Regions from separate parts of the Mus musculus genome. Here regions 2, 3, 4, 5, 6 and 7 are each linked to region 1. A link is a loop called in an ENCODE intact Hi-C map of the cell type or tissue named here. Cell type or tissue: heart. All regions are shown on one strand.

Region 1 (4,000 bases):
ATGTATATACCCATCTCACACTACATTGAAATAGTCAAAGAGAGGCTGTACACTGAATATAAATTAATAAGTGTAATTAAGATGACACCGTTTAATGATATTACAGCCTTCTTGGTCTACGTAAAGCCACACTGTGAAGCTCATACCACAGCAAAATCATCAGGTGAACTATTTCCCAGGATGTAACCTGTAATCATGAAACTCCTAACTGCATATGCACGTGTGTGTGTGTGTGTGTGTGTGTGTGTGTGTGTGCAGACAGAATTAAAATTAGAATCTCCCAAATTCAGATGGTCAATCCAAGCCACTTTCTCGCTTGCTTTCTCATATAGAAGGGTAAGAAGGTCTTACTGTCCACTGCTTCTTAATGGTTTTTAAGTTTTTGCTTATTAGTAAATTACCTTTTGAGCCCCAATTAACACTTTTCTGGAAAAAAACCCTGTTTTTCCTATGTTAAAATGTTCTGAAATAGTTTTTGTTGTAATGCTTTTGGACAGAACAGTCTTTGCAACAATCCGTACCCCATCTACTCAACCCCACCCCCAAGTTTTGCAAGAGGCAAGAACTAAATAATAAAAAGGGATTTGGGGCAAGGACCATAAAATTCACCATGGTAGAATGCCGGTTCTAATACAGTTTCTGTCATGTTTTATTGGTCAAATGCCTTCCCTAAAGCATCAAACAAAGTGGCAAAATAGGTAATTTCACACTTGCCTCAAGAGCAAACATTCTGATGGCTCCATTTTATGATTTATTTCTCCTTCTATAATAAATCTCATGCACACAATACAGGAGAAAGAGGAGAAGGCATCGAAAGATGTAAGAAATACATTCTTACTCGATCCCAAGTGTGGACTCAGATGGAAAATTCAAAGCAGGATCCCCTAAGTCAAGACTCCAGGGGCTCAGCAAGCAAGATACACAGCGGGTAGGGGAGAGGCACTTTACAGGGGCGTGTACTGCCTATAACCCTCAACCCAAAGGGCTCCCAGCAACCCTGGAAACTGGCAACTTAACGTCTTAATACTGTATATTAAATTACTGCACAGAGGCTCAGGAAGCGAACACACTGGAAGAACACCCACTAGCTGCACAGGAAACGTTGCTGTTCCGTTGGTAACGCTCCCCAGTGGGGAAGAGAACAGAGTATCATAGTAAGAAGCATTTGTGCTAGGTACGTACCTGTGAGCTCCCTTTTTATGTTGGGAAGGTTGGCTGGACAGGAGTTGCTGATGGTAAGGCCTGGCGGTGGCAGGCCCTGGTTGCTGTAGAGGTCGATCAAGTTTCCAGAGACGGGTAACTAGACACAGACAAGAACAGCAATGGGTGTTGACTGACTGCAGAGGTTTTTTTGTTTTTGTTTTTGTTTTTTTTCAATAAAACTCATACTCTATTTCAGGCTTTATGGAAACAACACTCTTTGCTATAAAGAACTGTGTTTTTAAAACAGGAAAGTCTGAGGACTCACACAGAATTATATGATCTGTTTATATAGGGAGTAAGAAGGGTGCCCGCACTGACTTCTGTCTGGTGGGCACATTCCAAACATGTTGGCAAGGTGTCACCTGCTGCCAAAAGTGGCAAATGTCCCCTGGGCGCCAGGTATTCCTGTGAAATAGGAGTCCATGCGTGGCTTCCATCAGAGGACGTTTCTCTTCCTCCATCTTTCACCTCTCCCTACTTTTTTTCCCTTGCTTTCATTCATAAAGAAAAGCAATGAGCAAATACTTCCCTTTTGTAAAGCGGTGTCCTTATGGCAAAAGAAAAGCTGGCTTCCTTGAGATTGAAATTATCCAAAGAGCCACAAGAGGGAGCTCAAAGACTTTAATAAAAATATTTACAGCACTTAAAGCAGGATTAAAGAAATGCTCAACTTAGCCTTAACTACTCAGAGTGGTGCTGTCTCCTCCGGTTCTCCTGGGCTGTTTTAAAGCAGCAACCTCATTTTCATTTTTTCTTGACAATGATGTCCCAGTCGGACATGGATTTTCTCAAAGCTAGCTAGAGAGGACAGCCACAAGTTCCTCTTCTTATGCCTTGGAAATCTTCCTAGACAATCAATAGCTATGCATCACTCCTTCCATCCTGGACCCTCAGCATTGCCAGACAATTTCAAATAATGATTCCTTGATACCTGCATCACACCACGTTGCAGATTAGCCTTTCCTTTACCTGATCATAGCTCTCTATTATGTATTAGACAAGTAATTTCAGAAAGCATCAAAGAGGAATTAAACCATGGAGGGACCCAGAGGTACACAGCAAGGTGGTACTCCACATACAGGATAAGCTAGTTTTACTTGAAAACCTTGGGACAAGAAGGACTTAGGGTTTTTTTTTTTTTTTTACTTCTTTATAATTTTGTGATGTTTATACACATATTTATCTTGGGAATAATACCTAGATGTAAACATGAAATTTATTTATGTTTTATTTACATCTTATACATACATACATATGGCCAAAAGATAACTTTGTATTTAATTTTTTTAGTTCACCAGCATTTGGACTGTAACCTAGTTCATGCAATTGGTTATCAAACTCTACTTAAAGCATCAGGTTGACACTAAAAATGTTTTTGATTTGGAGGTTAACAAAATGGCAGAGTGGGTAAGACATTTGCCAAGGCTGACAACCTGAGTTCAATTCCTGGGGTCCCTGTATTGACTTCCAAATTGACATTTGACTTCCATACGTATGCTGTTGCACACATGCACCTAAACACAAACACATAGACACACAGATACAAATACACACACATACATTCATGCACACACTATGTAGATAGGGAGATAAGAAGGTAAATGAGAGACAGACAGACAGACAGACAGACAGACAGACAGACAGATAAGGGCTGTAGAACTTTTTGGTTATTTTAAGTTTTAGATCCAAGAGACGGAAAACAGTTCAGTGGATAAACTGCTTGCTGTTCATGCATAATGATATGAGTTTGGATTCCCAACTCACATAAAATCTGGGTACATATCTTTTATACCTCAGGGCTGAAGTGGTTGTTGGACAGGGAATCCCTGAAGCTTACCAGCAGCCAGCCAGTGTAGCCTAATTGGCAAGGTCTCAAAAATAATAGGTGGGAGACTTCTGATGCTGGTCTCTGGCCTCTGTATATGCATGAGCTAAAGCCCTGGATGAAGAGATGGGGCTGGGAGGTGTTGTACATAGTGGAAGCTGCTCTCAGATGTGTATATTAGTAAGACGGTGGTGACAGGCAGGCAGGGCAGGCAGGGCGGGCAGGTGGGTAGGTCTTGGAGAAATGAGCACTTGTAGAATCTTCATAAGCATAATACTCACACCCACACCCTGCCACACGCCAGTGAATATGCACTGCGCTAACTTAAAATGTCCTTGGGCCACATTTCAATGCCTTCCAGCAAAGGCTCTGATAACTGGTGCCTGATTATTAGCAGTCATTGCTCTGAGAGGTTCTATTGAGAAACAGGTCACCTCAGGGGTCAACCTTGCTCTCTGTGTGTTTGGTTTTGTTCTTGTTCAACTTAAGGGGCCACGAGAGGCATTAGCATGTTTGCATAGAGCACTGTAAAAGGCCAAAAAGATGAAAGTTACAAAGCTATTAGGAACTGAAGTCTAAACACATTTCCCAGGTCCAAATCTGAGCATTAATAAACCAAAAATGCAAATTAAAACTTGGAAACAGTGAGCTACAAGATTAATCCAGTAGCTCTAGAAATATTAACTGTGTGTGTCTTATGTCCTCATATGTGAACTGGATATAAACATGCACTTCTGTTACGATGTTCATGTTTTAAGAGACAAATGAGAGACGCGCACGTGCAGGTACAACTCACTCAAAACTGGGCATAGTGGCACATATCTGTCATCCAGCCATTAAGAAGCTAAGGCAGGAGGATCAGGAGTTCAAGGCCAGCAGGGGACTACATGAGATCCTATCTCAAAAATCCCAAAGCAAAATCAAAGCAAATCTCTAGGTCATCACAGACTATACTTTGAAGAGAGAGAAGGG
Region 2 (4,000 bases), 200 kb after region 1:
ACATTTCCTTCCACTCTGCCACAAGCATGTGCAAAAAGCCTGCCTTAGCCAGGGAGCCAGGGCTTCTGCTCCTCCCAGAGTTTGTTCCCATGACTGGATTCAAGGTCCTGTCCCAGCCCTGAAGGAAAGCAACCTGTCTCCACTTTATAAGACCCAGCCTTTTTGTCTCCCAAACCAAAGATTCCACCCCTCAATTCTGCCTTCCTGGCCCCTGAAAGTGAGTCCCTCTGCCCCTCTACCAGGGGAACCTCACTCATCTAGACCCTAGACAATTGATGCACCAGGTGATGATGTTAGCCTTACTTCATCGCACAACTGAAAGGGTGGAAATAAAGTCACAGATTCCAGTGACTATCCCCCTCTCTGTAAACATGACAAATAAGAAGCACTTCAAGGGTCCAGAGGGACCAAAGAGAGTGATAACCGATTCTGCCAGGCAAGTAGCAATGGAGGGTGGCGTGAGGGATTAGGATACTGCAGAGGTACTGAAGAGTTGGGAGGCACCAGACTAGAGAACATCTTCACTCTAGGCCCAAAGTTCTTGAAGCGCCTGGAGAATTAAATGTGTGTAGGTGCCAAGAGAGCATTCCCAACCACCACAGACCTCTAAGGTAGTTTGTTTGTTTGTTTCTTTCTTTCTTTCTTTCTTTCTTTCTTTCTTTCTTTCTTTCTTTCTCTCTTTCCTTCCTTCCTTCCTTCCTTCCTTCCTTCCTTCCTTCCTTCCTTCTTGCATTTGTAAAGACTTCTATTCCAGACAGCTTGCCCAGCTTGAGAGACACGCCCACCCACAACCTCCTCCCCTCCTTTTATTCACCCCCCCCCCCCACACACACACACACACCTCCTCGGTGCTGTCCTGTGGCAGGTGAAAGGTGAAGCTCAGGTGAACTTCACCTAGAGGCCTCTCTGAGTAGTATCTCCCAGAGGGGCTGGTCTACAAGGGAAGACCTCCAGGCCAGTTCATCGCTGCCCTGGAGCATCAGATCCCCCTCTCCTGAGCCCCTCAGCCTGCTAGGGAGCTTCAGAAAAATTGCTCTTGGTAGCACCAGATCACAGTCCCTGTCCGGTGCTCCTCCTACCCCACCTCGCGCCGGGTACCGCCCCAGCCCCCATCTAGCTCAGCAGCTGGCATCTGCAGCCGAGGGTCCCCACGTCTGGATGAGCCATCCCAAGAGACTCGCGGTGTCCCCAAAATGCCACTGTCAGATACCCTGGGATGCAAGCAAGTCGTCTGTAAGCGGGACCCTAAATGCCAGGGGCCAGGTCGCCCTGTACCCCAAGGCAAGGGCACGGGGTCCTTGTCCTAGAGCTATCCAGACTGACTGTTCTCCTCCCAGGGTAGCAGGCGCGGGGCCCATGGGCCTCCTGCCGCGCCTCCCTCCAGCTGTCACCACTCACCTGCTCTTCAGAGGTTGACTTTTGAGTTCGTAATAGGTTTTGGGTTCTTCGTGAAACTCCTCCCCGACTTCGAAATCCGCCACGATTCCCGATTCGGACTGCATGACTCCCTCTTGCCCGCCTTCCACTGCTTGGGACTTGGACCAGAACCCGGGCACCTGAGAAAGATGGGGGGCCTCGGGTACCCCAAGCCGCGCGCCCCGCGCAGTGCCCCACTCAGCCCGCTAGCCGGCCGCCCGCCCCGGCGCGGTGAGTTTACTCTCACACCAGAGCGGGAGGGGCTGAGCCCGGTGCGCCCTGGGATTTGTGGTTCCGCCTGGGCAGAGCACACCAGCTCTCCAGGATATCAGCTTCCGCAAAAACTACAACTCCCAGAAGGTCAAACCGGGGAGAGACAACGTGGTGTACACGGATAGTGCAAGTCCTGTTTGGATTCCTTGTCAATGTCAGCAGCTCCTCTCCGTGTCTCTCCGGTTTGCTTCAAGGATACAGACCTGGCTGTTTAATATTAATAAGAACAACTCAGCCTGGGCTTCTACTGTCCCTCCTGGTTTAGACATCTGCGAGGACACGCCGAGCGTTCATTTAAAAAATAAAACACTAAGGGGTTTTGAAACTAGAAAGTTTCGGTCAGAGTTAAAACCCATTTTTAAAATAAAAGGACTTTCTATTAGCCCCCGAGCTCTTCTGGACTGCAGCGACACATCATTTTGTCCTCTATTGAAACAGAGTGTTGGAAACTTCACTTTTATAATGAAAGCATTATTGGAGGAGTTGTTCTTGTGCGTTCTTTTTCTGGAACTCAGTATAAGCTCCCACAATACTCTTCATCAGTTGAAAGGCTCCTTTCCTTTTATCCAATTAGTCACCTCTAATCTAAAGCAGCACTTGAAGGATTCAGTTAATTTTAAAAGACATCAAGTTACCAAACAGCTTCACCACCACCACCACCGTCTGCTTTCAATTTCTCAGTTGGCTGGGAGTTCAGATGAGATTGTCCTAACATTGCAAGCCGGTGCAGCTTCAAGGTACTCGGCTAGGTGATGTATTAAATGACCGCACTTTAGCTCATTTGTATGTTCAGACCTGTCTTCTGGTTAGTTCCAGCAGGACTCTTCATGTTGTATAAAACATCAACGAGTGCTTTGAGACATTGGAGTTAAGGGTGGCATTTTAAGATGGCAGAAATTCCTAGTTCTTCTAAGAAATCCTGTGTAATCTTAGACATGTCCATTGGATTCCTAGAAGCCTTAATTTCCTCATCTATGAAAGAAGAGATTAGGAAACCTATTTGAGATGGTGTTGCAAGGTCAAAAGTAAGGAAAGAATTACTTGCAATTTGTATACACTAGGGGCAGGCAAAATGGCTCAGTCGGTAAATTTACTTATTTGCAAACATGACAACCTGCAATTGGTCCTCAGGACACACATGACTGAAGAATGGAACTATTAACTACTGCAATCTGTCTCCTGACAGCTGAATGCAGGTGCAGGTACACATAATACATACATAGAATTTTTTAAAAGCTGCTCAGTGATGATTAATTTTGGCTTTCTTTTGTGTATCTTGGAGGCATTCTTGGCAAGCTTGCATCTCTTCTGTGTATTTTTCACTTTCAGGAGTTGATAAACTAAATGATGATCCTAAAAGGTCTACACTGATGGTTGGGCATCTCCTTGGAGTTACCCACTCCTATATCTTGCCTCACAGTATAGCTTTTTCTTTTTTAATTTTATATCAGAAAGATCATGAATAGGAGTGGTGAGTGAGAACTGGAAAATGTATACATCGTTGAGGTAGCAATAACCAACATTTTGTAGCTGAATATTGTTCTTAAAATACTTCGGGGGTCCTTTCCTATAGCAATAGCATGGCAGGATATCTGAAATCACCCTGAAAAGCTTCAAGATGTTCATGGATATATTAACTGCTAGAAACAATATTCAGAGGTAACAGTATAGAAGAAGGGAAGTAAACCGAGAGAGCAGCATGTGTGTTTAGACTCTGAACTTCATCCAGGTCCTCCATAGTCAGTGCTGGAAAGTGGGAGCAGAAACTGATGGGCTTGGAGCAAGTCCAGAATTTGATGAGGTGTGAACCACAGATGCTAAACACTGTGCCTAACAGCAAGCGTTCTGGCCCAATATCACCCCGACTGAGAAACGCTGAGCCTTTTCATTGTCTGAATCTCTTGACCCATTAGGAGTTGTGTTTGGTTGGTTGGTTGGTTGGTTGGTTGGTTGGTTGGTTTTTTTGTTTTTGTTTTTTTTTTCCTGAACAAAGCTATGTACGTTCTTCTTAGAACACACAAATAGAAAGACACTGTGCCTAAACATGGTCTGTTGGCCCTTGGAAGGCTGGCTGTCAAAGACTTGTACCAGAATTGAGGTTTAGAACAATAATGAGGCCTGGGATGTGATTTAGTTGGTAGAGCCTTTGTCTATGGTGTATGAGGCCCTTGATTCAGTCTTCAACACTGCATAAACTAGTATGGTGGCATAATCAATCCCATAATCACAGCACCTGGGACAGGTAGATTCAGGATGGTTAGAAGTTCAAAGTCATCTTGGTTACATTGGGAGTCTAGGGCCAGCCTAAGCT
Region 3 (4,000 bases), 85 kb after region 1:
ATTTAAATAATAATAGCAAAATCATGAATAAGAGGTAGAAAAATAAAAATATTCTTATCAAAACTCATAGGCTCAACAAATACTTTAGCACCCGCTACAGCTTAGGTTCTAGTTGATATGCCTGGTATATGTCAGAATTATGCCATGGACATTAGAGTCTTAACAGCAATGTTTAGTGCTAATATTAATCATTTATTGATTTAAACAGATAGCTTGGGAATTGCACAGTCTATAATTGTTACTAGCTACAATGATATTGTTATTAACCCAGAGTTCAGCTTCCTAATATTGGGTCTGGTCATCATTTCTTGTAGTGTTGTTAGGAAATGGGGAAAACGGGGGGAGAGGGTGGCTAAGTGAGATTATATCTCTGGTTCATCTTAAAGATAAGCAGGAGAAGAGTCAGAGATGTGGAGAATTCCTCAGCATACTGCCACACTGTACCTCGCATTTGCAGATCGCACCTCACGAGGATTTAATCTCTTTACTTAAAAGGAAGCGAGGAACAGGACGTAGGAGACTTTCCAAAACTGAACACATGAATGGAGCACAGAGCTGGGCTGTGCCGCTCCACAACCCACAGTCCTCTGTTTCACGTTTACAAAAGCCACTCAAGGATCAAAAGAGTGAAGCAGTTCTAAAATTAGACCTGGGGCTGGACTCCCTTCATTCCTGACCCTAACCGAGGCCCCACTGGATTTCTGCATTCCGTGAAGGCATGGACCATATCTGTTCTGTTTACCACTCCACCCATGAACTACAGTTCCACACCAGGGAGACACTCAGCACCCACTGGGCAGTGCGTTCAATGATTAATTCATTAACATGGTGCATTCACTGTCACCTGTGGCGAGGATCTGACTTTGTAAAACCACACACAAGAGTTAGGCAGACCTTCCTGAATATTCATAGCGAACAAGAGTTAAAATAATGGCAGTTACTAGACAGAAACTAAGAAGAAACACTGCCCTTAAATCGCCTGCTTTAAAGGGGCCTGGGAAAACGTGAAATTGCAATGATTTTTTTTTTATATATATAAAGCAAAGCTGAATTGCTCGGCAGGTGAAGGAGCTTTCTTCCCTCAAGCACCAAAATTCAGTCCTGGGACCCACGTGGTACAAAAAAGACAATGGATTCCTGCAAGTTGCCTCCTGACCCCCACATGCATGCTGTGCCACAAAGACACACAGAAATAAATAAGTAAGGTTTTACATGTATATGAAAAAAGTCCCTGTACCTAGGACACAGTTTACACACGTTAATGGGGAAAAGTGGGAGAAAATCAATGATTTGAGATGGGTTCTCAGATAAGCATGGTCTTCGGAAAGTTGGAGCTTAACAGAGTCTCTCTGCAAAGACAGTCATGAGTGAGGGCTCCTAAGAGCGCGGTTCAACATGATCTCGAATCCGGACACACTGACTCCACAGTAAGTAGCCTTGGAGTCACAGGCTGAAAGACGCCTTTCAGAATTCTTTCATCTCAGGACATCTCCGATGCTAATGTGTTACAGCCTTTCAACACTTGCCCATTGTTAGGCAGAAAGCTCAGGCCTCTGGGTGTCCCAGACCACATACCTTATCTGAACATTTTCTTCAATTTCATTATATTTGCTTTACAAGGACTTGTGCTTGTGTCTAAACACTATATAACACTCCCTCAAATTATGTTCAGTATTTGAAGCACTACATTGTTTCTAGAAGCAAAAGCAAGGAACTTAGCAGGGGAATAGTTGGAGTCTGAGAAGCAATCAGAGAGAAGAATGTGCCAGAATCCTTCAGGGGAAACAAGATTAAACACAGCCCAGAAATAGTGACCTCCTGCACAGTAGTGGGACGCCAACAGCTATGAAGAATTTCAGTGTGATAAAACAGAGCCATACAGGGCTCTGACACGGTCGCAGGCAAGCTTAGCCCTAATCTCTCTTTCACTCACTGTGGAAAATGAGTGTGACTTGCAGATAGGATTCCATGCTGGAAGTGTAGGGTCCTGCCAAGGAGGACTGAGAACTTCACAATGGAAGTGACAGGCAGTGGTGCTGACAGAGCCTGCAAACAGGGCCTCTGCCCTGAGGAGAAGACCCCAAGCCTGTAGAACAGAACGTCAGGTGAGGCTAGAGGACATGCTTTAGTCTTTGAGGATCCCTCTGCTGACACTGCCTATGTTTCCTTATGAGACACACATTTAGTTAATGGCTGGGTTTGGGTTTGGTGGGAATCCTTCTAACTTCATGATGAATTATCACAAGGTATTCTCTGAAACAAATTCCCTGCTAGTGATACACTACATGGAGCTAACTTTGCAATACTTTGGGGTTCATGGACAGGCTTCCTGTTAACTGAGGGTGTAAGGGGTGTGGGGAATTCACACACAAAGTTTAAAAGAGCTGGGTAATATTAAATATATTTTTAATTTACATGGTTTATCTTATTTTGCTGGTAGAACTGTCTTACCAAGGCATGCCCAGCCTTCAACACTGAAATATAATATTGTTATGTACAAATTCTGTGCTCAAGAACCACACAATCAAGTTTTAAAAAATCCACTGAATACTTTAATGTAATTTATGATTGGGAGTTTGAAAGATATCTTAGCAATTAAGAGCATATTCGCCCTTGCAGAGAACTCATTTGGTTCCTAGAATTCCCACACACCATTTTCCATGCAGAGAAGATCACAGCTTCCTCAAATTCCAGTTCCTGGTATTCCAAAGGCCTCTTCTGGGTGCCCCGTACTTATGTGCACACGCCCACACATATACATATGCACATAATTTGAAAATTAAAATCTTTACAATAAGTTCTGGGGTCGGACTACATCCATAGCAATCTTTGCCTACACACAGCCTGTGAACCATGGACATACCACAGTGCTTTCTGGAACACGATCCAAATGGATAGCAAAGAATCAGTGCTATAAGATGTATATATACTTCACAGGCACAGAGATGGCTCTGTAGCTAAGAGCACTGGCTCCTGTTCCAGAGGACCTACATTTGATTCTCAGCAACTGCATGAGATTTACAATGGTCTGTATGTCCAGACTCAAGAACCCAATTCCCTCTTCTGGCCTCTTCAGGCGCCGGGCAATACACAATGCTATACAGGTATATGTGTGGGTAAAACCCCATACACATAAAAGTAAATGTTTTAAATGTGCATTTCAAATATGAACATCATATAGCTCATCATTTTTTAACTTTACTACCATGTATTTATTATTGCCTACTAAGCTGACCAGTCTAAAAAGTATACAATTTGTTTTCTCTAAATTACTTGCTTTTTATGACTACTAATAAGTGTGTAGTCTCACCAGAACCAGAAAGTGAACACAGATGGAAGGCATTCAGAAAAAGGGAAGCCTGTGATCCATGAAAACACAGCAACAGACACTTGTAACAGAGCAGGGCTGATCACCAGGACAGGAAAAAAGGCGCCGCCAAAGACAACAGGAAATATCCTCACTCACAGTCACCCACCTGGGGTCGGGATGAAGCAGAGAAATAAGCCCAAGATTGCCTGTGTAGGTACAGAAGGTACAGACGCTGGGGACAAAGGCCTTGGAACAGTTTTCTATTTTTGTTTTTCAAATGGAGAGGGAATGCTATTGGACCAACGAATGGAGGAGGCCAGAGACGCTGCCAGCTGAGCTGCAATGCAGACACCAGTCTCCCAGAAAACACATGGGAAAACATGTCTGGGCTGAGGTGGCTCAGCAGCCAAAGTACTTGCCACACCAGAGCGAAATCCAGGATCTGCTCCATGCCAGCCCATATGGATATCAAGAGGCAAGGTTCTGGAGCCTCTGAAGCAAGTTCTCTAGACTAGCTGCCCAGGTGAGCCCTGAGTTCGCTGAGAAGCTGCCTAAATGAACAAGGCACAGAGGGATCAGGAAGACTCCCCAGGATCAGGCCAAGGCTTGCATATGTGTGCATGCACACATGCACTCATACATATACATACCATCTGTGCCTATATAACGTGAGCACTCATGCACCCAATG
Region 4 (4,000 bases), 150 kb after region 1:
TCACTTGTAAAAAAACGAAGAAACCTAAAGGATGCTATACTGCATCCTTGTTCCTTCTCACAGGAACAAGAACATATGGAGAGGCCAGATACCCCCAGGGGTCCTCTTAGGTGGGGCTACTTCAGTAGAGGCCAAAAGCTGTGGAGAGTGAAGTAACTAGAGGAGGGAGCAGAGGTGATGGCCACCTGATGTCACTGAATCCTACATGTCATCATTGTGTCAACAATGCCCTAGTAGGACAGTGTCGATGGCCTAAATCCCCATTTGGATATAAGCATTGTGGGTAAAATGATGAAATTCCTGTGCTATTTCTGTGGCTAACTAAATAGGTGTTGCCTCAACTACAACCAGAAAATACTCAAAAGTTCCTGATAATGATATGGAGAGCTTTATAAACAAAAACACTGTACCTAAACACAAAATATGAACTAAATATTTTTAGTGTCAAGTGTTCAGAGGAGCTAACTGAAGCTCTGAATACAATATTGAGATTTATTTCCAGTACAGCCATGTGTTTTTTTAATGATAGGAAACTGTTCTGAGAAATACGTTGCAAGAAATACTGTGCTCAGAATACAGTTGCCACATGCACTAGAATTCAGATGGTTCCAAGTGTCACCAAGTGACAGTCTTATGGGATCACTGTCATGTATGTGGCCCATTACTGACCAAAGCATCCTTGTGCACCATGTGGCTGTGCTATGTAGTATGAGGCTCGCGTGTATAGATGGATGTATAAGAAAAGTAACTTCTGCCATGTATTGGTTTTTCTTATAAAGTACACTTGATACACATCACAGCAGATGATGCTCCTTCTCAACCAGGATCATCTCCAACCCTGAAGAGTATGTTGGCATATCTAGAGAGATACTGTGGACCACCCCACTGGGTGGGGGTTAGATACACACTGGACAGGGATATTCTGAGGTATACTCTGACACACAGGACAGCCATGATCAGTAAACAAGCACCTGAGGCAAAGGATGAAAGTTTTGAGATCAAGAAATGGCACGGGATAGCCCAGATGGACCAAATTCAAGGATTGCAGAAGGTCCATTAGCAACTTAGAAATGTTAAAGACTTGAATGAGCTTGGAGATGGGAACAAAACTAGAACAAAAGCAAAATATGCACATAGAAAGTACTTCAATACTCTTTTAAATGGAGTTAAAATATGCAGTGCTATTGATTTCACTAGCTGGAAAAGTGGAACCATCTGAGTCTATCAATGGCAGCTTACATGAATAAACTGTAATCAAATCATGCTGTGAAACATTCTGCAGCCAGTAAAAATGGTGACTTAAAAAATAATTAAAATGTAATTACATCACATCTTCCCGAGCCTTGGCTAAATATATATATATTGATATTGATATATAGATATCAATAATATATATATATACATACACACACATACATATACACACATACTAATGTATAAGCATAGATATAACTACAATCTACTGAATCGAATCCATTTGGTGTTGCTTGTTTGCATATCACCTCATGGCTGACCACTTTGTATTGTATTCCTGTATTTAAAGCTGAGGGGACATCATGGAAGAAAGGGTGAAAAATTTGTAAGAGCCAAAGAGCTGGGAAGTCTATGGTGAGACAGCTCCAAAATACAGAGCATCACTGTTACAGCCTGAGCACACATCCCTAAAAGCCAAGTTGCGTGAGCTTCTCGCAGGCTGTGGTGTTCACATGGGGAGGCACTGCTGGTACAAAGCAAACTATCAAGGCCGATTTCTTTAAAAGAACAGGATCTCAGAAGAGAAGGAAAGAAGATAACCCTAGAAAGTAAACTTGGGCTTAGGAAGGGGAGAGAGGTCACAGGAAGAGGGGAAGGCAGCATATGAAAGTGTGCAGGAAAGCATTGTGTTGTTCCTGTTTTCACCAGCCAGTGCTGCTGTTGGTCAAGTTAGTGCAGGAAAGCAGGGAAATGAAACCAGGAACAGCCTCCAAACATCTGGCCAGTGGCTGGCGGTCAGGTCCCGCCACAGAACAGCATGGCTGGGCAGGCCTGCTTTGGCCTTGCTGCCTTTCTTTCATCTTCTTCCACTGCTCATTTGACAGTTCTGCACTGGAGGTTGGTGGGATCGAGGGTAGCCATACCAACACAGAGACACTGCCTGCTCTGAATTAAAAATCTACTCTGGACCGCACAGACCTGTCTCCCCTTGAAGATCGCCTCTCAGCACACAAGATCCTCCTTAGCCAAAGCTCATTTCCAGAACGTTCTCTCTGTTCCCTGATCCCAAGAAATGAAGGCCTCCTCCAGGTCTGCTGACTGTTACTCAAAGCATTAAGCCATGCTTCCCAGGTCCTAAGGCACAAATAAAGCAACACACAGGCATCTCTAACAATGCACACACAGTTATACACACACTTGAACACCGTGATGGGTGTAGCTGTGATTAATACACCGTTGCTATGTTTCCTACATACTCTGGATATAAGAAGCCTACCTTAGGATAATAGAGTAATCAGGTTTACAACATTAAAGATCTGAAAACTTGAGCCAGTTTAAACTTTCAAACAGCCAAGACACACACACACACACACACACACACTCTCTCTCTCTCTCTCTCTCTCTCTCTCTCTCTCTCTCTCTCTCATGTTTGTGTATATCTTAGCATGTGTGGGCTTCTTAGCACATGTGTACAAGTACACATGAGCCCATGCATGTGGAAGCCAAAGGAAAGTGTCAGGTGTTCTGTTCTATCATGGTCTGTCTTATTCCTTTGAGAAAGGGACTCCCTTTGAACATAGAACTACACTGTCAGCCAGCAAGCCATACTAGTCCTCATATATTCAATGCCAGAGCACTGGGTTATATTGTGGGATTTAGGTTATTACAGGGGATTTTTAACTCAGGTCCTCAGGCTAGCAAAGCAAGTGTTCTTAATCACCATGTTACTCTACTGTTGCTGTGATAAAACACCATGACAAAGACAACTTTTGGAATGAAGAGTTTATTTGGAACGAAAAGTTATGGTTCCAGAGGGCTAGAGTCCATAATCAGGCATGTATGGAGAATGGAGCAGGATTCCGAGTGTTCACATCTCAAACGGCAAGCACAAAGCAGAGGGAACGAGCTGGGCGGTAGATCGAGGCTTTCTGCTCTCGTGGCCACTCCCTAGTAACACACTTCCTCCAAAAGGCTACACCGTCATACCTCCCCCAACAGTGCCACCAACTGGGGACTGAGTCTCCAAATGTCCAACCCCTTAATACAATTTCTCATGTTGTAGTGACCCCAAACCATAAAATTATTTTGTTGCTACTTCATAACTGCAATTTTGCTACTGTTCTAAGTCATACTGTAAATATCTGATACAGGACTCCTGTGAAAGGGTCATTCAACCCTCGAAAGGGGTCACACCCCACAGGCTGAGAAGTGCTGCACTAAAAAGCCTCTCCCATCCCCTAGCCAAGACCTTTATAGTTTGTTGCATAACCATTCTCAACTTCCCTTGAAGAGGTCACCCTTGGGTCCCTGGGTTCTTTACTATATAGAATTAGGTTTAGATGGTTTGCACGTGAGAGACTGACAAAACATGAATGTTTTTCTTGCTTACAAAATAGCGATATATTAGCGTACTATTAATCCAGCGCCAGTGGAAGAAACTAGGAAGATATATTTATCTTTCTGAATTACAATCTCAGAGAACCCCACCCACAATGCTGCGAGGAGATGATGAGTGGCTTGGGGAGCCCTTCAGTGGCTCTGGAACCTTCTTTCACACCAGAGTTGAATGACTGCTCTGAAAGCTGGATTTCACCGTCCTCTCCTGGGACTGCAAGGGCAGGTGCCAGTCACAGCCTTTCCCCTTCTTTGCTGCTGACTTGAGACCCACCAAACCCATTCACATCTGAAAGTTAAAGCGTCTACATTTAGAGTATGACTCACAGGACAGAATCTGTTGCCTGCCAGATGGCAAAGGGAACAGGGAGTGTCAGGCTGTGTTCCTATAAAGATCTGTGGTCACAACATA
Region 5 (4,000 bases), 73 kb after region 1:
TGCATTGCAGGATAGGCACGTGAGTGCCATGACATGAGAATCAGGGTCAGAGACCAACTATGGGTATCAGCGCTTACTTCCCATCTTGCTCCTAACAGGGTTTCTTGTTCTCTATTGGACAGGCGAGGCTAGCTGACCCATAAGCTCCACTTCCCATGTCACCATAGCAACTCTGAGATTACAGATTCATGCCACCAAGTCTGGCTTTACATGGATGGGAGAGTCCTGAACACAGCTCCTTACCCATATGCTGCAAGGGCTTTACCCACTGAGCCCAACACTCCAGCCCAACACTGTACTTTAATCCCAGAGAAACACATTTGCTGAACATCTCAACTCCCCCCCCCGCCCCCACCCACATAGTGAAAGCTCTTGGATTATTTTCAAGACAGACAAGCGTCTAGAATGTTCCTTTCTGCTTTGGTGTTCACTGGCTTTCCTGGAAGGAAATACACAATTAATTCCCAGGCAGGGGAAATAGTTAATGGCAAACAGCTCAGTGCACAAGTTTTGTCAAAGACATTTGCTAGAAGATTCATTCAGAAAGTTTGGAGGGATACATATTCCTGTGACAAATATTATAGTTACCTAGGAAAATATTTAAACTTAAGGATTAATTTGGGGACACATTCGAGTCTGTCCTAATGCTGCACCTTCAAGGCACATTTGATTGGGTGTCATCCCTCAACTTGCTTAAAAAGAACTAAAAACATGTGCAGGTTGTAGGTACATTCCGGCAGGACATGACTCACAACGAGCAGGCACTGTCTTCCCAACTATTATCTGATTTATAAGGCAGAGATTTATTTTTAAAAATTTCAGCATAATGGTATTTCAAATGCATAATTATATGTACTTTGTTCATAAAATGCTCGATCATTTTAGAAAGATGAATAATTAGCTGTTTTAATGACACGTGGGATGAGAATGTACAAGGTATCTATAAAAGCAAACTTCAGCAGAAATAGAAACCATTTTCAAAATTACCCTTTACAGGACCTCTTAAAGACCCATCAGCTGCAAATGACGGACTGTTAGCCCACACTTCAATTTATGGGAATTTCATTTTTAAGAATCAAATTCTAAGAATAGTTCTGCTACACCTAGTATTTTTCCATTCTTCTTGCTGTCTTCAAGCACACCTTCACCAGCTATGGAACAAATAGCTTCTCGGACTTAATCAGAACCCCTCTCCTGACCCAGGAACACTCAGTAAATAATTATTAAGCTCCAGAAGTGGCTTTTGCATAAGTTAATCTGCTTGAGAGCCGGTTCACTTGGAGACCCAGCTTCCAGTATTGTTTCCTAATCTGAGGGAGTAATAGTGAAAGTGGAAAGCAGGTGCCAGAGGAGAAGGGGTCTTATCTACTTAGTCGGTTTCCATTTGGTACTCCTGTAAAACTGCTACTTCATCTTGTTCAGTATTTCTATGACAAGGAGACTATGCTGATGTCTGAATGTTTTGCTCTTGCCTTCAAGGAAAAAAATTAATCTACAAAAATACAAATCAGAACATTTTACAATATTCCATAGTCAGGGAATTAGCCCCCACATACAAACAAACACACACACACACACTCACACACACACACACACACACACACACACACACACACACACACAGAGGGGGAGGGTTACAATGTGTGCAGCAGGGTAGTTTGGGGAAACGTGCCACAGAGCATGCATGTTCCTAAAGAAAATGCCTTTTTATTCATAACAAAACCGTGATCTATTTCATAACTGCATCAAGCTCTGCTCTGCCCTAACCCATCTTTCAAACTCAGGATTTTTTTTTCCTGTCATTATTAATGACCAAAACTCCATTTTACATGAGAAGGCTCCCGTTTTGATCCCTCCTCCCCAAATGAGCTCTTGCCCCTTATCACACCCAGGCACAAGAGGTTAGAGCTGCAGCTGATTGAAAGCCACAGTTTAAAGTACCAGGCAGTATTTCTAATTCGCAAGCCTTCCTTCCTCGATCAGAGAATGATCTGCTTCTGTTAAGTGGTCCCAGAACTATCTCCAGAATAAAGCTTCACTTACAGACACAAGCTTTCAAAGGAGCAGGGGATGAGCATCTCAAATCTAAGCGCCTCCATCTTTCTTCCTTTAAGGTGTTCTGCAAGCCCTTGGCGAAGAGTGAAAGTCAAAGTTACTTCTGGCACCGGCTGTGTCACTAGGGGTGGCTCCTGATAAGGCCCTGGAAACTCCAATCCAAACACAGCTCCACGATAGAATGGAGCCTGGTGTCTGTCTGCAATAGCAGACCTGCTTAATCCAGTACCTATGGCACCTGAGGGGCACAGCACTCCTCGATCTGCACAGGGGGGACACTCCGAGAGCTGGGCCAGGCCAGTAATGTACACAGCAGCCAGGCAAGCTCTGGCAATGCTGACTGTGCCTTCCCCAGCTTGGGCACCAGTTCAGGCTTGCAGGGGGACGCATGCTTGCAGGGGACATATGTCATCAGAGAACTTGAAAGGAGAAGGAAGTCACATCGTGGTGGATTTTTAACACTTAACACACTCATAGAAGTAGGCAAGAAAGGCTATAAAGGAGAGTCACTGCCATTTTAGCTAGAATGTATCAAACAGCCTAGCACGAATCTCTGTCTAGTTTGAAACCATACACACAGTTTTGGTTGCTGGACACAGAGCACATTCTACAACTAATAGGCTATTGATGCACATGGCTTTTTTTCACCCTTCTACCTACCCCAGAGTAGAGGGAGGGCAGTGCTGACCTCAGCCTGGTAAAGGGAACACACAAGCTGCTTCTACTGGTGACAGTCTCCTTCAGGACACACAAATCTTTAGACCAAACGCCTGTGTATTTTAGACTGCCATCTGATCAATTCTGAGTACATCAGTATACAAGAAGGAAAAAAAAAAAGAGTAATACGTGTTCTCAAAGAGAAAACACTTTAAAATGCAGACATGACAACATCAATATTATCAAATATTTATGCTACAGGCTCAACACACCAGAGCTGCCTGACAGAGTTCTGAAAAGAGCCAGGTTCTCCCTGTAACAATTCAAAGGTCACAACAAAGACATCTGACACTGACTAGCTGTGTCCCCCGGGCAAGTGACTTTGCCTTTCTGTGTCTCAGAGATTATCTCCAAACTAATTGAATAGAAAAGCTTGCTGTTTCTATACATCACAATTCTACAATGTAATAAAATTATATTCTGTAAATGAGCCTCCAATAATAGAAAATAGTCAGCCAGGGAGTTTAGCCAAAGAAACTGTATGCTCCATGTTCATTTTTTTTTTTAATTTTTGTCTACTCTCCTGCTTGATAAATACTTACTGAATAGCTACACCAGTTTAATTACTGTATAAATTCTTAAGATGTTATAGCCCAGTGGGAAACACATATTAAAGAATCCTATCAGTCCATGATTACTTATATGGAAGTTACTACAAGGAGATGAAAACAGTTACATGAGGTCAGCTGGGGTTTTCCCTAGGCAAGAATCTCTGGGCTGAGGCTGGAGCTGGGGAGTGGGATGTAGAAGAGTCTTCCATTTAGTTGTGATAATACATGTAAAAGTCTGAAGGGGGAGAGTTAGCAGGAAAAGTTGCTGAACGTAGAACGAGGGGCAATCGTTGATATGTATGAAACCCAAGAGGTGTCCAGACCAGACCATGCCAGAGCTGTCAAGCCAGTGAGAGGTGTCACTGATTTAGTCCCTGGATAAGAATGAAATCACCAAAAAGTTGTCAATGGAGGACTGATGAGCTCACGGTGGGATTTTATATTTGGTTGCTATGTAGAGAACCAATGAGAAGACAGCCAATATAAGCTACTACAGTAGTCCCAGTGTAGGAGGTTATAGTAGCCCAATGAAGTTAAGAAAGATAATGCCAAATTAGGGAAAAGCCAAGAAAGGTGCATACATATTTTGGTAAAGCTAGTGGACAGTAATTAGAAAGACAGAAAAAATTAAATTGTACCACACCCCTGGTGAATAGTTGTATTCATACATAAGTTAC
Region 6 (4,000 bases), 750 kb after region 1:
TAGATCCCACATGAGCTGAGCTATAGTCACTCCCAGCAGCTCAACCAACACCATTGAGTGAGAAAATCTCTCAAGGGTGGGTTGGCCTAAGATATTTGTTAATTAGAAGACACTGAGGTGTTTGCATACTGATTCCTTCTTTAAAATATATCATATTGGATTATTTCTTCTTTTCTGGTGATCTAGAAACAGATAGAAAAAAAGTAAACTATGTCGGGGCACAGCAGGAATTCGGAGCAAGAAGACACCCTTAGTGAGGAGCTCGATGAAGACGAACTCCTAGCCAACTTATCCCCTGAAGAGCTGAAGGAACTGCAGTCAGAGATGGAAGTCATGGCCCCTGACCCCCACCTTCCTGTGGGGATGATCCAAAAGGATCAAACAGACAAGGCACCCACAGGAAACTTCAACCATAAGTCTCTCGTTGATTACATGTATTTGCAAAAGGCGTCTAGACGCATGCTGGAAGATGAACGAGTTCCTGTCAGTTTTGTGCAGTCTGAGGTAACCAGGGATCTGTGTGGGACACAAATGGCTGCCGGGACTGGGCTGGCAGGGTAGTGTTTTGCAATTGTGATTTCTCAAGACTGAATGAAATGTGTGATTCTGTTTTGGATTTTGGCACACCTAAATTAAATTATAATATTAAGTTCTAGCCCAGGCTGTAACTTTCTGAAAAAATAGTATAATTGCAAGGTAGTGGGGAGAAGGTGATAACCTCTTGTCAGTGTTTCTCTTTCAACATTGGCACCAGGGTCTCTGTGTGGAGTTGGTGGTCTGTAGCCATGAATGACATGTAATGGTTTAACACAGAAACAGCTCTTCTGTCTTTTTTTTTTTTTTTTTGGCTTCTCCTTTTGAGAAGCTTGTCCAAATTCTACTCCACATTTCTCCAGACTACTTATGCACATACGATATTTTACATATAATGTCAAAGATTCCCCACTTCTGAAGAAATCTGGCCATACACTAAGCCAAACCCAAGACTGAAAACGTGGGCACACTGTATGTGCATTGGGCATCAGTGATGACACCTGAAAATTGATGTCTAAGAAGGAATCTTCAAGAGAGTCCTCTCTTGAGATACTTATCTAAAAACTAGAGCTGGCATGAGTTTTGTATAAAGCACAGTTAAAATTTAATTACATTTTTTTATTATTAGGTGTGTGTGTGTGTGTGTGTGTGTGTGTGTAAGTGTGTGAGTGTGTGTGTAGGTCAAGCGAGGTGGCAGGTACCTTTACCTGATAAGCCGTCTTGATGGTTCTAAAGGACAAATTTTAATGTTGCACTTAAAAATGATTGAGAAGAAAGAAGACAGATTTCTTATGTATGGTTTCTTTGGGGCCACCTGCTAGACACAGGTGCATGTTGTCACATTGGTGTGATAGAAGACAGTAGTGAGCATTAAGCAGAAACTGAAGTCCAGGAAATAAATTTCAGGCTTGATCAGACCAGAGCTTATCGTGTCCTTTGCAGACCTCTTACAATTGCACTTCTGTGAGTTCGAAGACAATTCCATACAAAGACCAGTTTTAGGAGGACTACAGACAAAAACCAATGCTTTTGTTTCCTCGTGTGCATTAAACAGCTTGATAATTGGCTCCCCCTGCTGGAGCAGATGAGACATGGGGTGTTTTAGGAGGTAGTTTAAGGACAATGTTGTCAACTGTCATGTATCACCAGCGTTGAGTTCTTGCTCAGAACACTGCATGTCAGACTTCTCCACCAGCTTTGGGAATTACAGCCGCAAGATGCACAGACGCACACAAAGTGGAGAAGGATTCAGGAGAAGCTAGTGGACTCTGATCTGAAGCCTGCCTTTTCCCTTCCCAGACACTGCAGAGTTGTAAATCTCACCCTAATCCTGTTCCATTTCAAGGCTGGCTCTTTCCTCAATGCGCTTTGCTTCAGAGACTAGTGAGTAATGAAGGTGGTTTCCCCAGAGCTAGGATTCAAACCAAGGTTTTAAAAACACACTCCAGGTTATCAGAGTAGTCTCCTTCCCCTGCACCATGTCACAGTCTCAGAGCCTCAGGAAATGCAACATCATGCGTGTCTCCGAGAGCAGTGGATACTTTAGGAAGGGTAGAAGGAATATTTTCTTTTTGAGATAAGGGTTTCTCTCTGTAGCCCTGGCTGTCTTGGAACTCACTCTGTAGACAAGTCTGGCCTCAAATTCACAGAGATCCACCTGCCTCTGCCTCCCAGGGCTGGAATGAAAGGCGTGTCCCACCAGAGCTCGGCAGGAAGCTATTTTCTAACAGAGCTCTGTGGAGTAGAAACACTCCCTTTCAAATACACATGGAACAAAGGCTTTGCTACAGGGATCTAAAAATCTGTATCAGTTCCAAATATGTTTTAACAATCATCTTTTAAAATATCGAATCTGTGGGTTGGGGATTTAGCTCAGTGGTAGAGCGCTGCTTGCCTAGCAAGCACAAGGCCCTGGGTTCGGTCCTCAGCTCTTGGAAAAATAAATAAATAAATAAGTAAATAAATAAATAAAATAGCATCTGAAAACAAAATTAACTAACTTTTATTTGAATGTACTTGGTCTTGTGTATCCTCAGGGACTCCATCCTTGAATTCAACGAATTGTGAACTGAAAACACTAAAAAAGGTTTATTTGTTTATTTATTTATTTGCCATGTGGACTGGATATATACAGACACTTTTTTCTTTTTTAAAATAAAACAGTCCCTGTTTGCATCATGTATAGCAGCTATTAGGGTGTCTAGAAACAGGGTAAAATGTCTCATATGGGCAGGCGGGGTGTAGGATAGAAATGTGCATACACATATATATGTATGTACGGGCACAACCCCAAGCGTGTGTCTGCAAAAGTTCCTCCTAACTTGGTTGGTTTTGCTCACCGTGGGATCCTCTGTAGCAGCAACACAAGGCAAATGTAAAACCAAAGGCTGCACAATGCAGGTAGCAGGCACGCGGCAGACGTTCAGTTCCTCCAGGGGTTACCTTCCTGACTCAGAAAAACAAAAACAAGGCTTTGATAATAATTATAGAAGTGTTTTCCTGTACATATATAAATTTGTACGTGTACATATATGGAATAACATTACACATACGGTTTATTAGATTGAGTTAGTTCACTTAAAATGGTTTTCATTAAAGTTTTTGTTTGGTTTGGTTTGGTTTTGAGACAGGGTCTCTCTATGTAGCTCTGGGTAGTAGAGACACATTATTTAGACCATATGCTGGCCCAGAACCCAGAGACTTGCCTGCCTCTGCCTCCGGAAAGGTGAAGTTAAAGGCAGGTGCCACCATGCCTGGCTTTAAGTTTTTACAAAATCTTTTGTGTATGTGTGGTTTTTTTATGTATGTGTGTTTCTGTGTATGAATGTGTGTGTGTGTGTGTATGTGTGTGTGTGTGTGTGTGTGTGTGCATGTGTGTCAGAGAGGGAGGGAGAAGGAGAGGGAGAGGGAGAGGGAAGACCACCTTAGGTGTCAGTCACAGCATTCACCTGTTTGAGTCAGGGTCTCTTAGTCTCTTAATCACCACTGGCTGGCAGGCTTAGCTGGCCCGGAGCCTTCAGAGATTCTTCTGTCTCCATCTCCTGTCTTTCATCTTACTTTATGTGGGTGCTGAAAGTTTGAACTGGGGTCCTCAGATTCTTAGGCTGGTACAGCCAGTACTTTACCCACAGAACCATTTCCCCAGCCCTAAAAATATTTTGAAAGACTATTTTTTTTTAGATTTATTTATTTATTATATGTAAGTACACTGTAGCTGTTCTCAGATACTCCAGAAGAGGGCATCAGATTTCGTTACGGATGGTTGTGAGCCACCATGTGGTTGCTGGGATTTGAACTCGGGACCTTCAGAAGAGCAGTTGGCGCTCTTAACCACTGAGCCATCTCGCCAGCCTTTGAAAGACTTTTTTATGTTTAATTGTGTGTGCATGCACGCATGCATGTGCATTCCTTTGTGAGATTAGCCTTAGTTTATTTGAGTACAGTACCTAAGGAGGCCGGAAGAGGG
Region 7 (4,000 bases), 120 kb after region 1:
AATTTCAGATAACTGGGGAAAATGCTAAATATAAAAGCCATTCTTATTTCAGAGTTATTCCAAGCCAGATACAGGTGATACTTTGATAAATGAACTATTATATGTACATTCAGAATACAATAGAAAACTATTTTGTTTTATATATATATATATATATATATATATAAAACAATATATATATCATAAATATTTAATATAAATATACTATGTTCTATATAAAATATGTTATATAGCTATAAGTATGATATATAATATATATTTACATATACATATATACATTTATATACATACACATACAATTATATATGTGTACAAATATAATCAAGCTTATACATGTATACATATATATAATTAAGTTTATATCTGTATTTAAATGTATAATCAAGTATGCAGATTATATATACACATATATATTAAAAATTTAAAAATACAACATACTCTTTCTTTCATGGACTTTTCCCCTTTTCTAAATGGAGAATTCAGGATCCTTCTATTAACCTATATGGCTATACATCCCCAGCCCAGTCTAGGCCTACTTTGATCCTACTGGAAGAAACAACTAAACTGAAGGGTTTGGAACAACAGATGACAACGTATGCAAGCTATGGGCCAGATAGGGAAGTCACTTGAATTGAGGTTTAGGGTTCTACTCGCTCATGGTTTCCCATACATCTTACCAATTAGATTTTACATTTCAGCAACCTCATTAGTGTTTCGGGCTTTATGACTCAGGCTTGAGGGGGAGGGGCCAGTGACCCACAAAACAAAGGCTTCAATGTCTCTAGAGCTGAGAAAACTCCAGCTCTGTCAGGGCAAATGCTATTTATATCCCATTTAGTGGCATGCTCTGGAATGCACTTCTACACAGAGCCTCCAAACCAGTTTTGAATTCTGGGTTTCAACAATGAGAAAGAAGCAAAACAGTGGGAAGTTGAGGGGTGGAGGAGGGGGCATCTTGTTCTTAATATATCACCAAGTCCAGTGTCATGTGATTGATAAATGGAGTTAAATGGCTCCCAGCATTGACTTGCCTTCAACAAGACAGTACCCTGATACAGTGAGTTTGGAGTTCAAATTAGTAGAAAATAAAGGGTAGGAAAATACCCTAGGATGAAAGAGAAAAAATTGTGGTAAAGCCCATTTGATTTTATTTCAGAGCACACAATGGACACACACACCATACATACAGAAGGACAGATAGAAGCATTTTTATTGACTGCGAATATACATGTTCTATAGTCACATTCTATTATGCGTATGCTTTCTCCTAATACAGAAGAGCAGGGTTCTACAGGAGTTAATCTTGGCACGATGCTGCCCGAAACAGAAGGTGCCACGCAGCTCGGCAACCTAGCAAACCTTGTACAGTGATGGATTACACAGCCTCCACAAGGCTTGCCCATTACCCCCCGCTCCATTCATGGATCCCAACCAAATTAATTTTCTCTTGTGCCAGTTCTATCACATCCCCCAGGTTCACAAAGAAGATTTACCAGGACATCAGAATCCAGAAGGGACTGAACATTTTCGTCCTGGAAGAAACTTAAAATAGAGCTTAAAAATAAAACAATGAGAATGAAATTTTAGCTCTGCAGAGCTCATGGTTTCTAGAAATTGCTTTTCTGACTGAAAAAAAAAAGTTTCATTCTTGCTGTCATTATTGCATATGCGCTATGGGTTACTGAGAAACTAGCTTGGCAATCCAAAGGATCTAATTCCATACTTGATGATGGATTTCAAAATCAACTCTCAAAATCAAAGTATAGTTCGGAATAATGTCACATTCCTAGTATGGATGCCCCCACAGGCACTCTGCTCAGCAAAAACAGAAGGGAAACGAACAGGTATGTATACACTTCCCAGCAGGTACGTTAAAAAGCAAAAACAAAATGTGGGTAAAAATCATTGTTATTAATATATTTAACCCAACATGCCCCAAATACTACTTGTATAATCAAGGCACATTTTACATATAGATAGATAGATAGATAGATAGCTATAGTGTGTGTGTGAAGTTGTCAAAAGAATGAAAATATGACAAATTAACAAGATACTTCACATTTTAAAAATATAAACCTAAGAAATCTGCTGTAGATTTTACTCTTATAAATATAATTATGGCTAGCTATATTTCAAGGACTCAGTAGCCACCTGCTACCATAGCAGACAATGTAAGCCTTAAGATTTCTCTCTTCCAACACAAACAGTTCTGGTTGCAAGGGCATGGCTATTGTCAAGAGAAGCAGCTATTTTGGGTATTGCCTTACTCCTTAGACAAGCTCACACTCTGGCTTCTCTCTGACCAGCCACACTGCGGCTCCATCTGGTGTAATGGAACAGGCCTGGCCCCAAAGAACTACCAGTTTCTCCGGCAGACATGCAATCACAGCAGGAAGTTTGTCCTGGCTTAAGCAGTTCCAAATGGTGACCTTCTGAACCTGGTTCTTCGCAGCTGCTACATCTGGACAGTAGCAGGGCTTAAATTAGTGTGTCTTTGATATAGCATCTTTGCAAAGAGGAGAAAGCAAGGCTGAGCCTTGTTCAGGATAGGCCTTTGAGGAAGCTTAAAGGAAGCACAGCTAATATTGAGGAGGCTCTGTCCTTTCAAGGCAAATTTTAAAGTTGCTTTAACCATCTGACCTTTAACTCAGTAAGTACAGTTGCCTTTCCTGAGTATTACAGTGATGATATCCATAAACGTATTTCATTTTTCTCAAAAGCAAACCTTACTGAAATTGTAACCTACTAATCAGAATCGAGAAGGGGAAACCGATTGCTGCTTTTCACTTTAAAAAGTCAATCTTTGAACTTCTTCATAAGCACATAAACTTGCAATCATATTTTGTATTTGTGTGTATTGTTTTATGTGTATATGTGCTCTGCGTTTATGGACATGTGCACACGTACAGGTAGATGTGGAGGCCAGAGGGCAACACTGGGGCGACGTCGTCCTTTTCACAGTCTACCTGGTTCTTTGAGACAAGGCATCTCACTAAACCAGGAACACACTAACTCAGCTAGGCTGGCTGACCAGAAAGTCCCAGGAATCTTTCTGTATCCACCTTGCCAGCAAGGAGATTATAGCCACCCAGCCTAGCTTTTCAGTGGGTACTGGATATCCAAACTCAGGCCCTCATGTCCACTTAACAAGCACTTACTCATCTTCCCAGCCCACGGCTGCCATGTTTCAAATAGTTTAGCAAATTAAATAACTATTGATATGGAGTATAGTGTCACTTCCCTTAACAGCAAACACTTTCTCTTAATTATATATGTATTTATCTAGTGCTGAAGAGGAAACCCAGGATTTCATACACTCTTAGGCAAGCACTCTACCACTGAGCTATACCTATTCCCCTTCCTTAATTTAAATATAGATCTTTGACCCCCTAAAACCAATTATAAAGTAGTTATTAACATATCCACATAATTTTTACTTAAATTTAGTGTGTTCCAAATGGAATACAGAAATCCAACTCAAAACCCAGACTGTGTTCACTTGGCACATAGAAATTCTATGCCTACTTTGTGTTTTAGGGAAGCAATGTAGAGATAATCATGGTTTCTCTCTAGTGTAACAATAAAAAGATCTGGAAAGCTTCACAGAGATCCCCTGAAATCTTAAGCTAGATAGCAAGCAGGTGGGCTTTCTAGGGCTGGGGAAAGAACACCTATTAGAGGTAGAACAGCTAACCAAAGAAGGAGGTCCTCTCAGAGTTCTCAGAGGGGTGAGAGATGTTCAGCTTACAACCTGCCACAGAAGAGAGACCTCATCAAAGCTGAAATAGTCAGGAAGACTCCAAAAATGAGAAAAGTACGGCAGGGCTCAGCTTGTAAGCATAAGGACCCAAGAGTTCCGTCCCTAGAAGCCTGGTGTGGTGACACATACTGTAATCCCTCTACTAGGAAGCAGACATGCAGCTGCCTGGGCTTGCAGCCCAGACAGCCTGTCCTCCTTGACAAGCTCCAGACCACTGAGAGATCTTGTCTCAAAAAAAAA

Evidence for each region. A loop is a pair of places that touch in the nucleus more often than their neighbours do. Peaks named below come from ENCODE experiments on the same cell type or tissue, not always from the same donor. Only the 100,000 strongest peaks of a DNase experiment are listed, where the experiment ranks them.
Region 2: it touches region 1 in a loop (2.8-fold over the local background); 2 of 42 quality-filtered maps call a loop at or near these places.
Region 3: it touches region 1 in a loop (2.1-fold over the local background); 4 of 42 quality-filtered maps call a loop at or near these places.
Region 4: a loop joins it to region 1, with 3 times the contacts of the local background. A loop is called at or near these places in 11 of 42 quality-filtered maps.
Region 5: it touches region 1 in a loop (3-fold over the local background); 4 of 42 quality-filtered maps call a loop at or near these places.
Region 6: a loop joins it to region 1, with 3 times the contacts of the local background. A loop is called at or near these places in 4 of 42 quality-filtered maps.
Region 7: a loop joins it to region 1, with 3 times the contacts of the local background. A loop is called at or near these places in 3 of 42 quality-filtered maps.

Annotation. Positions count from the first base shown.
Region 1 is chr6:98,001,187-98,005,186 of GRCm38, reverse strand. Mitf (melanogenesis associated transcription factor) reads right to left here. Exons shown (of 10, transcript NM_001113198.1): 6 at 1,183-1,300. Among named protein-coding and RNA genes, the nearest start is that of Mitf, 200 kb to the right of the region's middle. In heart, a CTCF peak has its summit at 1,793 (motif pointing right); no DNase peak of the experiment used is centred here.
Region 2 is chr6:97,804,686-97,808,685 of GRCm38, reverse strand. It overlaps Mitf (melanogenesis associated transcription factor), which reads right to left and starts at 1,628. Exons shown (of 10, transcript NM_001113198.1): 1 at 1,399-1,628. The coding sequence starts at 1,502. In heart, a CTCF peak has its summit at 1,625; DNase peaks (open chromatin) are centred at 1,205 and 1,715; H3K4me3 peaks cover 1,916 bases; H3K27ac peaks cover 1,334 bases.
Region 3 is chr6:97,916,156-97,920,155 of GRCm38, reverse strand. All of the region lies in intron 1 of Mitf (melanogenesis associated transcription factor), which reads right to left. Among named protein-coding and RNA genes, the nearest start is that of Mitf, 110 kb to the right of the region's middle. In heart, no CTCF peak of the experiment used is centred here; DNase peaks (open chromatin) are centred at 1,955 and 3,585; H3K4me3 peaks cover 1,217 bases; H3K27ac peaks cover 3,989 bases.
Region 4 is chr6:97,855,839-97,859,838 of GRCm38, reverse strand. All of the region lies in intron 1 of Mitf (melanogenesis associated transcription factor), which reads right to left. Among named protein-coding and RNA genes, the nearest start is that of Mitf, 51 kb to the right of the region's middle. In heart, CTCF peaks have their summits at 1,898 and 3,308; DNase peaks (open chromatin) are centred at 1,968 and 3,908; H3K27ac peaks cover 1,091 bases.
Region 5 is chr6:97,927,977-97,931,976 of GRCm38, reverse strand. The region is part of intron 1 of Mitf (melanogenesis associated transcription factor); the gene reads right to left. Among named protein-coding and RNA genes, the nearest start is that of Mitf, 120 kb to the right of the region's middle. In heart, no CTCF peak of the experiment used is centred here; a DNase peak (open chromatin) is centred at 2,256; H3K4me3 peaks cover 2,790 bases; H3K27ac peaks cover 3,891 bases.
Region 6 is chr6:97,248,782-97,252,781 of GRCm38, reverse strand. Lmod3 (leiomodin 3 (fetal)) reads left to right here and starts at 25. Exons shown (of 3, transcript NM_001081157.2): 1 at 25-504. The coding sequence starts at 211. In heart, CTCF peaks have their summits at 1,616 (motif pointing left) and 3,772 (motif pointing right); a DNase peak (open chromatin) is centred at 1,601; H3K4me3 peaks cover 1,657 bases; H3K27ac peaks cover 1,505 bases.
Region 7 is chr6:97,880,508-97,884,507 of GRCm38, reverse strand. The region is part of intron 1 of Mitf (melanogenesis associated transcription factor); the gene reads right to left. Among named protein-coding and RNA genes, the nearest start is that of Mitf, 75 kb to the right of the region's middle. In heart, a CTCF peak has its summit at 2,338 (motif pointing left); DNase peaks (open chromatin) are centred at 2,367 and 3,927; H3K4me3 peaks cover 571 bases; H3K27ac peaks cover 3,567 bases.